Linked DNA regions of Homo sapiens: region 2 is linked to region 1. Evidence: chromatin loops called from intact Hi-C (ENCODE). Cell type or tissue: GM12878. All regions are shown on one strand.

Evidence for each region. A loop is a pair of places that touch in the nucleus more often than their neighbours do. Peaks named below come from ENCODE experiments on the same cell type or tissue, not always from the same donor. Only the 100,000 strongest peaks of a DNase experiment are listed, where the experiment ranks them.
Region 2: it touches region 1 in a loop (1.8-fold over the local background); 2 of 110 quality-filtered maps call a loop at or near these places.

The regions. Positions count from the first base shown.
Region 1 is chr12:27,218,465-27,226,464 of GRCh38, reverse strand. No RefSeq gene overlaps it. Among named protein-coding and RNA genes, the nearest start is that of STK38L, 22 kb to the left of the region's middle. RefSeq lists enhancers at 4,085-4,154, 5,814-5,883, 5,904-6,073, 6,214-6,263. In GM12878, a CTCF peak has its summit at 4,650; DNase peaks (open chromatin) are centred at 4,654 and 6,044; H3K4me3 peaks cover 1,386 bases; H3K27ac peaks cover 5,306 bases.
Region 2 is chr12:27,158,723-27,166,722 of GRCh38, reverse strand. It overlaps the pseudogene LOC124902904. Among named protein-coding and RNA genes, the nearest start is that of C12orf71, 80 kb to the right of the region's middle. RefSeq lists an enhancer at 2,111-2,170. In GM12878, no CTCF peak of the experiment used is centred here; DNase peaks (open chromatin) are centred at 4,774 and 5,055; H3K4me3 peaks cover 649 bases; H3K27ac peaks cover 2,509 bases.

The DNA of each region.
Region 1 (8,000 bases):
CCACAAGAACAGTGTCTGCATTTGAGTGGAAAGAACATGTGTACAAGTGAGGACTTGCCCCACTTCAAGATGAGAATTTCTGATCCATAGACAGTCTGCTTTGGGAGTTGATGAAATCTGAAGTGTGGCCTTTTATAGGAAGCTTTTTCAAGATTTTAGGTTTCACTTTGAGAGAAACATGATATAGGAGGAAACTGGGCTGGATCAAACAGTCACCATCTGTATTTGCATTTAACATACAGAAATCATAAAATTTTAAGGCTGGAGAAGACTTGACCAGATGACAATCTGGTCCTTCTCCCTTCTTCCTATACGCGAGGAAGATCTGAAGGAATTAAGTCATGAATAACCTCAGTCACCATCTATTGAGTAACTGAGATTAAACTCAAGTGTACTGACATCCAGGAAGTAATTCAGTTCCTCTTACTCCACTTGTAACCTGAAAGGCATTTGGGAGAAACTATGTAAGACTTGGAGAAAATATAGAGCTCGGGCCTGTAATCCCAGCACTTTGGGAGGCCGAGGCGGGTGGATCACCAGAGGTCAGGAGTTCGAGACCAGCGTGGCCAATATGGTGAAACCCCATCTCTACTAAAAATACAAAAAATTAGCTGGAAGTAGTGGCAGGCACCTGTAATCCTAGCTACTTGGGAGGCTGAGGCAGGAGAATCACTTGAACCTGGGAGGCAGAGGTTGCAGTGAGCCCAGCTCATGCCATTGCACTCCAGCCTGGGCAACAAGAGCAAAACTCTGTCTCAAAAAAAAAAAAAAAAAAAAAAAAGAAAATATGTTATTTTCTTTGTATGATTATTACCTATAAAAATACAAAAATAATTTCAAACGCTATAAAAATTTTTAAGTTTCTAAATGGTTTAACATGTGTTAAAGCCATCTTTGTCTCATAACCACCTGTAACCTATGACATGTTCAATGAGAAACCTTCCAGAAGCAACTCACACTGGGAGTTGGTCTAGACCTCTGAAGTGGAGTGTAACTGATAAGGAAAAAAGAAGCTCTAGATGTCTCTCTTGAACCCCCATTCCCACCAAAAAGGCCGGGCTTATATGTCTGGGAGTTGCCAAGGGCAAAAGAAACTTGGAGGCTTAAGACTGGCAATGGCCAGGCCAGGGCAGTCTAGCCCAGCATGTCAATTCTACTGTGGGTCCAAGGCAAGGATTCTAGATCCAGAGTACCCATGAGCTGGGGACAGAAAAAAAGGAGAGGGGACAGGAAAGTCTGGGAGCAAACAGGTAGGAACCAGACACATAGAACTGTTCCCACCTAGGAATAAGCCCATCACTCTCTAACTGTCTCAGCATGGATGGTCTATGGTCTAGGCTGTAAAGTGTATCCATCCTAAAATATGGAAATACTAACGTAAGATCAGACTTTGACAAAATAAATGCATGGGGACTACAAAGTGACTGAATGCTTAAAAGGGTGGAAGTAGGAACGGAGTGGGGAATGGAAGATGTCAGAGAAGAAAGCAAACTCTTCTTAATGGGGCAGTATTGATGAAAATGAGCCTTTGCTACTCAATGCTTTTATCTGCCTTTCACTGACTCATCACTTATACCCTTTTTTTTAGCTAATACATCTTTAATAGGCTTCATTTTTTAGAGCAGTTTTAGGTTCACAGCAAAATTGAATGGAAAGTACAGAGAGTTCCCAGATACCCCCTACCTCCCCACACATAGCCTCCCCAACTGTCAACATCTAGCACCAGAATGACATATTTGTTATAATCGATGAGCCTACATTGACACATCATTATCACTAAAAGTCCATAGTTTACACTAAGGTTCACTCTTGGTGCTGTTCATTCAATGGGTTTTGAAAAATGTATGATGACATGTGTCCACTATTATAATATTATACAAAACAGTTTCACTGCCCTGAAAATATTATGTGTTCTGCCTAGTCATCCCTACCTCCCTGCTAACCTCTGGCAAACACTGATTGTTTTACTATCTCCATAATTTTTGTATTTTTCCAGAATGTGATATAGTTGGAACCATACAGTATGTAGCCTTTCAAACTGGCTTTTTCACTCAGTGACATGGATTTAAGGTTCTTCCATATATTTTAATGCCTTAATAGCTCATTTCTTTTAGCACCGAAAAATATTCTATTGTTTGGATGTCCCACAGTTTATGTATCCATTCCTCTACTGAAGGACATCTTTGTTGTTTCCAAGTCTTGGCATTTATGAATAAAGGTGCTGTAAATAGCCATGGACAGGTTTTTGTGTGGACATAACTTTTCAACTTATTTAGGTAAATACCAAGGAAGGTAACTGCTGGATCATATGGTAAGAGTATGTTTGATTTTGTAAAAAAAACTGCCACACTATCTTGCAAAGTGGTGCAGCCACTTTGCATTTAGTAGTTTGCATTTTTCTAATGGCATATGATATTATATCGAGCATCTTTTCATATACTTGTCATCTCTGTATGGTCTTTGGTGAGGTCTCTGTTAAGGTTTTTTGCCCATTTTTTAATCAGGTTGTTCATTTTTAATTGTTGAGTTTTAAGAGTTCTTTGTATATTTTAGATAACAGTCCTTTATCACATATGTCATTTGCAAATATTTTCTTCCATCTGTGGCTTATCTTCTCATTCTCTTGCAGAGCAGAAGTTGTAAATTTTAATGAAGTTTAGCTTACCAACTTCTTATTTCATGGATCATGACTTTAGTATTGTATTTTAAAAGTCATTGCCATACCCAAGGTCATCTAGATTTTTTTCCAGGGTTATTATCTAGGAGATTTTAATAGTTTCACATTTTACATATAGGTCTATGATCCATTCTGAATTAATTTTTGTGAAGGGTGTAAAGTCTGTGTCTAGATTCAATTTTTGTTTTCCATTTGGATGTTCCATTGTTCCAGCACCTTTTGTTGAAAAGTTTCTCTTTTTCTCTATTTTATTGCCTTGTTACTTTGTCAAAGATCAGTTTTATTATATTTATGTAAATTATTTCTGGCTTCTCTATTCTGTTCCATTGATCTATCTGTCTATTCTTTCACCACTATCACACTGTCTTTGTTATGGTATAGTGTTGGTCCTCTGACTTCGTTCTTCTTCTTCAATATTGTGTTGGCTATTCTGGGTCTTTTTCCCTTCCTATAAACTTTAAAATCAGTTTGTTCATGTTCACAAAATATATTGCTGGGCTTTTTATTGAGAATGCATTAAATCTATAGATCAAGTTGGGAAGAATTGAAATCTTGACCAGATAAGTCTTCCTGTCCATGAACATGGAATATCTTTCCAATCATTTAGATCTTTTTAAATTTTTCTTATCAGAGTTTTATACTCTTCATTATCTAGAACTTCTTCATATATTATTAGATTTCTACCAATTTCATTTTGGGGAATGCTGATGTAAATGGTATTGTGGTTTTTATTTCAAATTTCATTTGTTCATTGCTGGTATATGAGAAAGCAATTGACTTTTTTTTTTTTTTTTTTTTGGAGACAGGGTCTTACTCTGTCACCCAGGCTGGAGCACAGTGGCATGGTCATGGCTCACTGCAGCCTTGACCTCCCAAGCTCAAGTGATCCTCCCACCTCAACCTCCCAAATAGCTGAGACTACAGGCACATGCCACAGTGCCCGGCTAATTTTTCTATTTTTTGTAGAGACATGGTTTCACCATGTTGCCCAGGCTGGTCTCGAACTCCTGGGCTAAAGCAGTTTACCACCTCAGCCTCCTAAAACTGCTGGGATTATAGGCGTGAGCCACTGCACTTGGTTGCAATTGACTTTTGGATGTTAACCATATCCTGCACTAGTTCCAGGAGTTCTCCTTGTTGATTCTTTCAGATTTTCTAAATATACAAATTTTAAAGTTTTGTTACACCAATTTCTTCTTTCAGTTTTTGTCACTGAAGCAGCAGAGGTAGGGGAAAGGGATTTGTGGACAGAGACAATTTTTCTTCTGATTCCCCAGGCTGAACTGAGCAGAGCTGGAATTCAGATCACAGGATACCTGGAAGGGTGGCCAGTGGAAAGGAGAGATAGTGGGGAATAAGATAATTACCCACTTTCCCGATTTTTTTTGCCTGATTCTCAGCTATTGAGTCCTACCTCCCTTTCCCCGATGCTTTCTTTGCCCAAACAGCCGTGGATGGTTGGAGATCTTCTCTCATTCTCAGGGCTCTGGACAATGCCTCCAAAATTTCTAATGCAGAACTGGCTGGTCCTCAAGTTTGTTCTTCTGCAATCCTGGCTACCCAGCTGGTCTCCAAAGTCTCTTCAGTTAAGCAATCTGGGGCTGGGGGGTGGGGAGATCTTTGCGGCTTTATCCTACCCTTCACGTCCAACCACCCAGCAAGCCTGGGCCAAGTCAAGCAGCCCCTACAAGCAATATCCTACCAATGTGTATTCAACATTGATTTGGTCAGGATATGGAGAAATGTATTATTTTTTAATCAATAAAAAGTCTAAGTAGAAACAGATTTTTAAAATAATCCACTTCTACTAGCTGAAGAACAGGAAATGTTCTAAAAAAAGTTTAATGATCAGTTCCCATTTTTCTGAAGCTCATCTTCTCACTTCAGTTTTGTTTATTCGTAATTTTAAGAACAAGAAATCATTTTGAGAGGTATATGAAAGGGTGAGTTAAACCACTCATTCTCGGGAAACAGCACTAGGCCACCTACTGTTGACTCAGAAGTTTCAACTGACCAAGAGTGCACAGGTGCATCTCAAAAATATCCATTTTAGATGCGCTGCTGCTAATAAAGTGTTGTTTTCATTTCCTTTTGAGAACTGTCAAAAGACAAAATTACAACAAATGTAGTTAAGTGATCTAATTGGCTTTTATTTGTGATGAATGGATCAGGGTACTATCTCCCATAAAAATTTAGAAAAGGTGGCTGGGCACCATGGCTCATGCCTGTAATCCCAACACTTTGGGAGGCCAAGGCAGGAGGATCACTTGATCCCAGAAGTTTGAGAACAGCCTGTGTAACAGAGAGAGACCCCCATCTCTACCCAAAATCAATCAATCAATAAAATAAAAAATTTAGAAAAGGTGATCTGATGAGCTAAGCAGAAGAGGTGGGCTTTATAGGCAGAAAAGGGGTTAAAAAAAAGCAGAAATAAGGAACAAAAAGTGAATCGGTCATTTCAAAGTTACTTTCCTTATCGGATTAAAGCAGGGGGTACTCCTTTATCATGCCAGCTAAAACTGGCCTGTTAGGGGATTTGGCTATGCTGTCTTTCCCTCTTTCTCTCTCTCCCCCTTAGTTTCTTGAAAGGTAGATGACTTAGTTTCTGTTTGGTGACATGAAACTTTAGCATGAGTGACTCCATTTTGGTTTGATCTGTAGAGGCCCAGTCCAAATCAATAGCATCGTACAAATTTTATTTAAAAGAATAGTGCTGCTGGGCGTGGTGGCTCATGCCTGTAATGCCAACAATTTGGGAGGCTGAGGCCAGTGGATCACTTGAGGTCAGGAGTTTGAGACCAGCCTGGCCAACATGCTGAAACTCCATCTCTACTAAAAAATACAAAAATTAGCCAGGCATGGTGGTGTGTGTCTGTAGTCCCAGCTACTCAGGAGGCTGAGGCATGAGAATTGCTTCAGCCTGGGAGGTGGAGGTTGCAGAGATTGCACCACTGCATTCCAGCCTGGGCGACACAACGAGACTCTGTCTCCATTAAAAAAAATAAAAAAAGGATAGTGTCTACCTCAGTGAGACTGGAGCCAGTTTTTAGCTCCACAGCTACATAAGGAGTTGATAGAAAAACTGGAGTAATGAACACTGTTTTCCAGTTCATCTCACTGGTGTGTGGAGTTGATTTGGTTTTGCCAGTGTTATTTAGCATCCTTTTAAAATCACCCCTCCCCAACCCATCTCCTCGTACAGCTGCCCACAGGCCTGGCTCAGAAATCTGTCTCAGAAACTGAGTACCACCTAGTCTAGTCACAGTTTCTTTATGAACTACTCTGCCTTGGCTCACTGACTTGAAGTTGACAACTTACTCTTGAATAATTTAACTCCTTTCTTGGAACTGACTCCTTCTTCAGACTTCTCTTAACTTTCACTTCTGCATGTGGGAAGAAAGTAAAGGTATTAGAGACACACTGTGTAACTGGCTACAGGGTACATGGACCTTATTTCCCCCTCCCTGACAGCAAGGGCTTGTACTCAGCCTGATGTCTGGGCATAATATAAACCTAGCTTGATCTCTATTCATCACAGTCTCCACCTTTACTTACTTGAGTGTGATGATTTGTTTGAGATGTTTTGCTTTACTCATGAGGGTATGGAAATACGAAAAAAAGATAGATTGACTCATACTGTAATTCTACACTGATACATTGCAGCAATATTAACATTAATTCAATTTAAAATTCCACATTCCACATGTGTATTTGGCAATGTAGTTCTGGGAGGTAATTTGGAAATACATATCAAAACCTTAACAATAGTTACATTAGTCAAGAGCCTTGATTGCCAAAGACAGAAAGCCAGTTCAGATTAGTTTAAATAAACAGGGAAATTTATTAGGTCAAATAATTGGACAAGTCTAGGGAAGCACCTTGCTTCGGTCATGGCTGAGACCAGGAACTGAAATGATGGCATCAGGCTGGGCGCAGTGGCTGACACCTCTAATCCCAGCACTTTGGAAGCCTGAAGCAGGAGGATCGCTTGAGGCCAGGAGTTCCAGACGAGCTGGGGCAACATAGTGAAACCCTATCTCTACAAAAATAAAAATAAATTAGCCAGGCATGGACGTGCACACCTGTAATCACAGCCACTGGGGAGGCTGAAGCAGGAGAATGGCTTGAACCCAAGAGTTTGAGGCTGCAGTGAACCATGAACGCGTCACTGCACTCCAGCCTGGGTGACAGTGAGACCTTGTCTCAAAAAAAAAAGAAAGAAAGAAAGAGAAAAAAGATGTCAGTAGGAATCCCCCTTTGTCACTTCATTATTTAGCTCTGCTTTCTTCCATGTTGGCATCAAGAGGGCCCTCATCAGTCCCAACCTTAAATGATTTTTGGTGCCATTTAAGAATTTCAGAAGGAAAGAGATGTTTTCATCCAAGAGTTATTATCAGACCTAGAAAATTTCCCTCTTATTGGCCCTACTTAGATCATATGCTCACTCCTGGACCAGTCACTGTGCCTGGAGTGGTAGGAGACAGGGCACTCTGATCAGTCCCAGCCATGTGATGAAACATTTTACCAGTTGTGGGAGAGGCAGATACTAAAAGGCAATGAGAGAGTGAGGTAGGAGGTCAGTTCTATCATGTGAAAATGAGAAGAAACTCTAGGCAGGCAGAAACAAGTGATATCAAAATACAATGTTCATTCTCGTCTATGAATATTTACCCTTAAGAAATAATCAGAAGTGTGAGAGAGTTATGCAGTTATTCCTCACAGAATTATGTATAATAATAAAAATTGGCTGAACATGGTGGCTCACGCCTGTAATCCCAGCATTTTAGGAGGCTGAGATGGGTGGATCACTGGGGCCCAGGAGTTCAAGACCAGCCAGGCAACATAGGGATACCCCTGCACTACAAAAAAAAAAAAAATTAAAAAATTAGTCAAGCTTCGTGGCACATGCCTGTAGTCCCAGCTACTCAGGAGGCTGAGGTGGGAGGATCACCTGAGCCAGGGAGGTTGAGGCTGCAGTGAGCCATGATCACGCCACTGCACTCCAGCCTGGGTGACAGTGAGACCTTGTCTCAAATAATACAATCTAGAAAGAATTGGAATGTTTAATAGTAAGGGATTTCTTGAATAAATTGGTACCTGGATTCAACAGAACACTATGTGGCCTTTGAAAAGTATTATAGAGGAAAACTCAGCGACATGAAAAAATGTTCAAGGTATCTTGTTAGGCACAACAACAGTATGCGAATCATGATCCCAATTTGTGTGTGTGTGTGTGTGTACATACACACACACACACACACACATATCTTTTTATATACATTTTATGCATATTATATACATTTTATCTATTTAAAACATAACA
Region 2 (8,000 bases), 60 kb after region 1:
ATCCAGACTCTACAAAGAACTTAAACAAATTTACAAGAAAAAAAACAAACAATTCCATCAAAAAGTAGGTGAAGGATATGAACAGATACTTCTCAAAAGAAGACATTTATGTGGCCAAGAAACATATGAAACAAAGCTCATCGTCACTCGTCATTAGAGAAATGCAAATCAAAACCACAATGAGATACCATCTTACACCAGTTAGAATGGCAATCATTAAAAAGTCAGGAAACAACAGATGCTGGAGAGGATGTGAAGAAATAGCAACACTTTTACACTGTTGGTGGGACTGTAAATTAGTTCAACCATTGTGGAAGACAGTGTGGTGATTCCTCAAGGATCTAGAATCAGGAATACCATCTGACCCAGCAATCTCACTACTGGGTATACACCTAAAGGATTATAAATCATTCTACTATAGAGACACATGCACACGTATGTTTATTGCAGCACTATTCACAATAGCAAAGACTTGGAAGCAACCCAAATGCCCATCAATGATAGACTGGATAGAGAAAATATGGCACTTATACACCATGGAATACTATGCAGCCATAAAAAAGGATGAGTTCATGTCCTTTGCAGGGGCATGGATGAAGCTGGAAACCATCATTCTCAGCAAACTAACACAGGAACAGAAAACCAAACACCACATGTTCTCACTCATAAGTGGGTATTGAACAATAAGAACACATGGACACAGGGAAGGGAACATCACACACTGGGGCCTGTCAGGGGGTGGGGGACTAGGGGAGGAGTAGCATTAGGAGAAATACCTAATGTAGATGACAGGTTGATAGGTGCAGCAAACCACCACGGCACATGTATACCTATGTAACGAACCTACACGTTCCGCACATGTATCCCAGAACTTAATGTATAATAAAAACCAAAACCAAACAAACAAAAAATAGCCACAATATGGAAACATCCAGCATATCCATCAACAGATGAGTGAGTTTTAAAATGTGGTATATATACACAATAGAATACTGTTCATCCTAAAAAAAAAAAATAGGAAATTCTGTCATTTGTAACAACATGGATGAACTAGAGGACATTATGCTAAGTGAAATAAGCCAGGCACAGAAAGACAAATACCATATGATCTCACCTATTTGTGGAGTCTAAAAAAAGTCAAACTCATAGAAGTAGAGGGTAAGGCCAGGTGCGGTGACTCATGCCCGTAATCCCAGCACTTTGGGAGGCTGAGGCAGGTGGATCACTTGAGGCTGGGAGTTCAAGGCCAGCCTCGCCAACATGGTGAAACCCTGTCTCTACTAAAAATACAAAAATTAGCTGGGTGTGGTGTCATACGCCTGTAATCCCAGGTACTCAGGAGGCTGAGGCACAAGAATCGCTTGAACCCAGGAGACGGAGGTTGCAGTGAGCCGAGATCTCACTAGAGGCCAGTGGGGGTGGAGGTGGTGGGGAAAGGGGAGGGATTGGTCAAGTGGTACAAAGTTTCAGTTAGGAGTAATAAGTTCTAGTGATCCATTATTGCATAGCCTGGTGACCATAGTTAGTAATACTTTATTATATATTTCAAAACAGTAAAAAAAAAAAGAGGATTTTTAATGTTCTCACCATGAACGAAAAATGTTTACAATACATAAAATGTTTACAATACAAAAAATACTTTTTCTTAAAGCAAAAATACTTTACTTACTGTACTTCCCATTTTTCGAAAAATAGATGCATAAACAATAGTCTAGAAAGCTATGTCTAGATAGTAGGATCTTGCATGATTCTTTCTTTGAAGTGCCTACATGTGTTTTCTGATTTGGTACAACAACATGTATAAATTCTATATATAAAAGTGCCACACCAAGCTCACAGTGTAGATCCTGAAACTAGATCTCACAACAGCTGCTTTATTTGGTAAGTGATCTCAAGGAATAGGAGGGGGGAGGTGGAAGAGTGACACTGGGCTGGAAGGAAAGCCAAATCAAGGATGGGTTATAAAGCTGACCACCACCATGGGAAACTGAGGTGTTCTTTCTAGAAATCCTTCCAAAGAGCCATGTAGAATGAACCTCATCATTGTCTGCCTGAGGGAGATAAGATGGAAGGATTTATCCACGGCTTCTCTCCCCACTGGTCAAAGGTGTTCAGTTCCTCCTATTTCCAGATTTGCACATTTGACAGAAGGGCTAAGAAGGCTGCTGCAGGTGTCCCACTGACTACATCAGAGAAGCCTCAGGGCAGAAAACAACAGCTTGACAGAGCAGCTGGAGTGAGCTGCTGAAATGTAACTGAAGTGAAAAGGAGGAGGTGAGAGGGTGAGCATACATGCACCTTATATAATATAATGTTGTATAACATTAGAGATGGAAATATCTAGTTTTTCAAGCTGTGACTTTCTTGTTAATTAGAATATTATAAGTCCCATGAGTAAGAGCAATTGTAACAGAAAAGGCCAAATGGAAGCCCCTGAAACTGCCAAATCCCCATCCAGCCAAGATAGTAAATAAAAACCATATCACATCTCCAAGGGACATAGAAGAGATTACAGCCACCCTCAAAGACTTAAAGGATGCAAGGGTAGTTGTTCCCATTGAGTTACCATTCTCGCATCTATAAAAACCAGATGGTAAATGACTGTGTACTTTTTTAGTTTAACAAAGGAGTAGTCCCAATTGCAGCTACTGCACTGGGTGTGATATCTTTACTAGAGAAGATTAATACAGCCTCTAGTATGTAGTATGCCATCATTGATCTGATGAAATAGTCTTTTCATACCAATCAAAAAAGAGGATCAATGCAGTTTGCATTAGCAGGAAATGACAATGGTATAAATTCACAGGATTGCCCCAGGACTATATTAGTTCTTCTCTTATTTTCTGTCATAGGGATCTATACTATCTGGTCATTTCACAAAAATTACATTGGTCTACTATTTTGAGGATACATGATAATGAGCAAGATGTGGCATGTACTGTAGATGCCTTCATAGATATGTATAATCCAGAGGGCACAACATTAACCCTATGAAGATCCAGAGGCCTGCCAGATTAGGACAGGACATGTACTGATGGCCCCTTCAAAGTAAAAAGTAGTTTGCTGCATCTTTCACTGCCTACTTGTAAGAAAGAAGCACACCACTTGTTAGGCTCCCTTGGTTTTGCTTGTGGAACATTCCACACTGGTGGAATGCAGCTCCTGGCAGGCTACTGGGCCCCTATAGGCTGAGGACTTCACCACGGGACACCAAGTGGCCATATGGCCAGAACAGCTCATCATGAGCCAGATGATCTCAAAGACCCAAGTTACAAGGATAGGTGGGCTCAGCCGGAATCTAATGTAAGAGGAAGCAGTACACTGGAGAATGTGCTTGAGCAGGTGCACAAGGCACAGATAAGCTGCAGGAAAGGTGGCCAGGCTCCCTAAGCCCCCTGCTGTGGCACTGACTGACATCTCTTCCTTGGCTCTCACCAATGACTTCATGGTGGTTTTTCTATGACTAGCGAACAGAGGAGAGGAACTCAAGCTTGACTCACAGACAGGTCAGCTTGGTGAAGTTGGTAGGTGTTGATAATGGACTGATGCCCACAACACTCCCATTCACAAGTGACCTTGAAAGACCATAGTGTGGGCAAAGACAGCAGTGAGGCAAATCTTCTCAATGGAAAAGCCATTTTAGAAAAAATATTAAATTGCCTTTGTATATATTTATGTATTAACATTCTTACATGTATTACCTCTACTTGCAGATTTATATACGGCTTACAAATATTTTTATTGAGTATTGTTTAAGTGATCTGGATTTAAATCACACCATCGGTTTAAAAAAAATAGGCATTTTGATATTATTAACAATGTTGGCTGGGTGTAGTGGCTCACTCCTGTAATCCCAGCACTTTGGGAGGCCGGGAAGTTGGGAGGATCTCTTGAGCCCAGGAGTTTGAGACCAGCCTAGGCAACATAGCGAGACCTAGTCTGTACAAAAAAAAATTTTTAATTAGCCAGGTGTGATGGTGCATGCCTGTAGTCCCAGCTACTTGGGAGGCTGAGGTGAGAGGATTGCTTCAGCTAGGGAGGTTAAGGCTGCAGTGAGCGGTGATCACACCACTGCACTCCAGCCTGGGCAACAGTGTGAGACCCTGTCTCAAAAAACAAACAAACAAACAAACAAACAAAAACAATGTTAGTAGGAGAGAAAAGAAGGAGAAGACTTCTAAGACCATATGGAAATCATGCATAAGAAATAATAGGCTCTTAGGGAACTCTATTATTATTGCCTCAGCAAGGGGAGATTTGGTAGGCCTTGGCAAAACAACAAGAAGCCAAATTGGAATAAGAGAAAGACAACAGCATTTCAGAAACAAACAAATGCAGCTTTGAGTCAAGGCTCTGTCACTTCCAGAGAGTATGACTTTGGAAAAGTTATTTAACCTCTCTGGACCTCAGTTTCCTCCTTTGTAAAATGAGACTGATGATATCTTAACTAGATTCTTGATGGGCATATCAAGTACAGTTGTACAGCCTGTGAACAAGGGAACCTAGTGGAAGAGGTGAGAAGGGACTAGCATCCCACCTGAGCTCAGATCACTGGACAGCATCTATCTTGCAGAAGTTCTGTTTATAGTTTGCACAAGGCCCCTATAGGTTACCTCAGGCCTAGTTGTTCTAAGGATTTAAGAGACATCACATTTGTAAAGCACTTAGTAAGCAGCAATCAATGGTAGCTGCTATTGTATTCTGTCAGTTACTGAAAACCTACACGGCAAACAGAAGTCAGGACCCAGCTCTGTGTGATAGAGATGGCCACAACAGGAAGGGCAGGTCTCTGACAGAGTCTGCTTCCCCAGGGACTCTAAAGGACATAAGGGCAGGGACCTGTCTTACTCACCTCTGATGTTCCGGGCAGTTAGCTGACGATAAATTTTTGTTGAGTGATTGAGTAAACAGAAGGATCCTCTTCCCTTTTGTTTTTGTTTTTGAAAAAGTAACAGTAATAAAAACGTCTTTGAAAATATTTGCTTGGATGCGTTCTTGAGCGCCTTCTTCTCCTATGTTGGTTTTCAGTTCACCAGTTCTCAGACTGAGTTTTCTCGTTTTGAGGCCACTTACAGGGTAAATTTAGGTCTGTGTTCAGAGTATGTCACTTCACTGTCTTACATTTAGAAAGAGAATCCTCAAATAACAAAACCAAGCAATAACAACTCCACAGATTCTCCAAGCTTGTTCTTTGTCGTGTTTGCCATGTAATCAAACTTTCAGCCCCACAGAAGTGGAACTAAACCACCCATAATGTTACATTGATCAAACTTAAGTCTGATTTCTTTAGAGTCTTTCGGCTGATGCTTGTTGTCTCTTCCTTTCTTTTAGATTACTGAATGAGTCTGGCTCTTTAAATTACGCTTAGTGAACTCAATGATTGCTGAGGACAGCAACTAGGACTGGAAGAAATTGTCTGCTAAGTGGTAGAAAAACCCTCTCATGGTCCCACCCAGACTCCTCCTCATCTTCCAATGTGCACTGGAGACTCAAACCACACCATGACCCCGTTAGCAGCATAGGGAGGTTCCAGAATGGTCCTCTTCAGTGATAACGAGGGAATACATCTGAGGTAGGTTTCATCTTCCCCTAAACAAAACTGGCAATGGAATCTAGCAAAATAATCTTTTCAGTTTAACAAATTTAATTTTTCTATAGTTGCCTCTGAGTTAGGCAACTAGATCTAAAATATGATGTGATGTGATAAAATGCAATATGCCTTGCTAATATGGGTCACTTATTCTGTTTGTGTCCTACCCCTGTTCCACTGCTGGGTTGAATCCCTCACTTTCTCTTGGTTCACCAGTGACTAGGCTCATTAACTTGTCAGAATTAAACTTTACGTGTTGTGCTGCTAGTTTTTTTTTTTCTTTAACACAACCTATTTTTATTTCTTTTTAAAAAATTCAACTTTGATTTTAGATTCATGGGGTACATGTGCAGGCTTGTTACACTGGTATATTGCATGATGCTGAGGTGTGGGGTACAACTGACCCCTTCACCCAGGTAGTGAGGATAGTACCCAATAGGTAGTTTTCCAGTCCTTGCCCCTCTCCCTTCTTCCCCATTCTTGGAGTTCCCAGTGTCTATTGTTCTTATGTTTGTATCCATGTGTACCCAATATTTAGCTCCCACTTGTAAGTAAGAACATGTGGTATTTGGTTTTCTGTTCCTGTGTTAATTCTCTTAGAATAATGGCCTCCAGCTGCATCCTTGTTGCTACAAAGGACATGATTTTGTTCTTTTTGTGGCTGCATAGTATTCTATGGTGTATAAGTACCACATTTTCTTTAACCAATCCACCATGGATGGGCACCTAGGTTGATTTCATGTCTTTGCTATTGTGAATAGTGCTGTGATGGACATACAAGTGCATGTGTCTTTTTGGTAGAACGATTTCTTTTCCTTTGGGTATATACTCAGCAATGGGATTTCTGGGTTGAATGGTAGCTCTGTTTTGAGTTATTTGAGAAATCTCCAAAATGCTTCCCATGGCGGCTGAACTAATTTATTAATACATTCCTATCAGCAATGTGTAAGTGTTCCTTTTTCTCTGAAGCCTTGTCAGCATCTATTATTTTTTTACTTTTTATAATAGCCATTCCAACTGGTGTGAGATGGTATTTATTGTGGTTTTGATTTGCATTTCTCTGATGATTAGTCATGATGAGCATTTTTTAATGTTTGTTGGCTACCTGTATGTCTTCTTTTGAGAAGTGTCTGTTCATGTCCTTTGCTCATTTTTTAATGGAGTTGTTTTTTTGCTTGTTGACATGTTTAAGTTCCTTATAGATTCTGGATATTAGACCTTTGTTTGATGCATAGTTTGTGAAAACTTTCTCCCATTTCTGTAGGTTGTCTGTTTACTCTGTTGATAGTTTCTTTTGTTGGGCAGAAGCTCTTTAGTTTAATTAGGTCCCACTTGTCAATTTTTGGTTTTGTGATTGCTTTTGAGGTCTTAGCCATAAATTCCTTGCCCAGGCTGATGTCCAGAATGGTATTTCCTAGATTTTTTTTCTGGGGTTTTTATAGTTTGAGTTCTTACATTTAAATATTTGATCAGTCTTAATTTTTATACATGGTGACAGGTACGGATCTAGTTTTATTCTTCTGCATATGACTAGCCAGTTATCCTAGCATCATTATTAAAGGGAGTCCTTTCCCCATTGCTTCTTTTTGTCAGCTTTGTCAAAGATCAATTGGTTATAGGTGTATGATTTTATTTCTGGGTTCCCTATTCTGTTCCATTGGTCTGTGTGTCTGTTTTTGTACCAGTGCCATGCTGTTTTGGTTACTGCAGCCTTATAGAATAATTTGAAGTCAGGTAATGTGACGCCTCTGGCTTTGTTCTTTTTGCTTAGGATTGCTTTGGCGATTCAGGATCTTTTTTGGTTCCATGTGAATTTTAGAATAGTTTTTTTCTAATTCTTTGAAAAATGACGTTGGTAGTTTGATAGGAATAGTGTTGACTCTGTAGACTGATTTGGGCAATATGGCCATTTTAACAATATTGATTCTTCCAATTCATGAGCAAGAAATGTTTTTCCATTTGTTTGTGTCATCTCTGAGTTCTTTCAGCAGTGTTTTGTAGTTCTCCTAGAGATTTTTCACCTCCTTGGTTAAAGCTGTATCCCTAGGTATTTTATTTTTTGTGGCTATTGTAAATGGGATTGCATTTTTGATTTGGCTTGAACATTACTGGTGTATAAAAATGCTACTGATTTTGTACATTGGTTTTGTATCCAAACAACTTTACTGAAGTTGTTTATCAGTTCCAGGAGCCTTTTGGTAGAGTCTTCAGGGTTTTCTAGGTATAGAATCATATCGTCAGGGAAGACAGATAGTTTGACTTCTTTTCCTATTTGGATGCCTTTTATTTCTTTCTCTTGTTTGATTGCTCTGGCTAGGACTTCCAGTACTATGTTGAATAGGAGAGGTGAGAGTGGGCATTTTTGTCTTGTTCCAGTTCTTAAGAGGAATGCTTCCGGCTTTTGCCCACT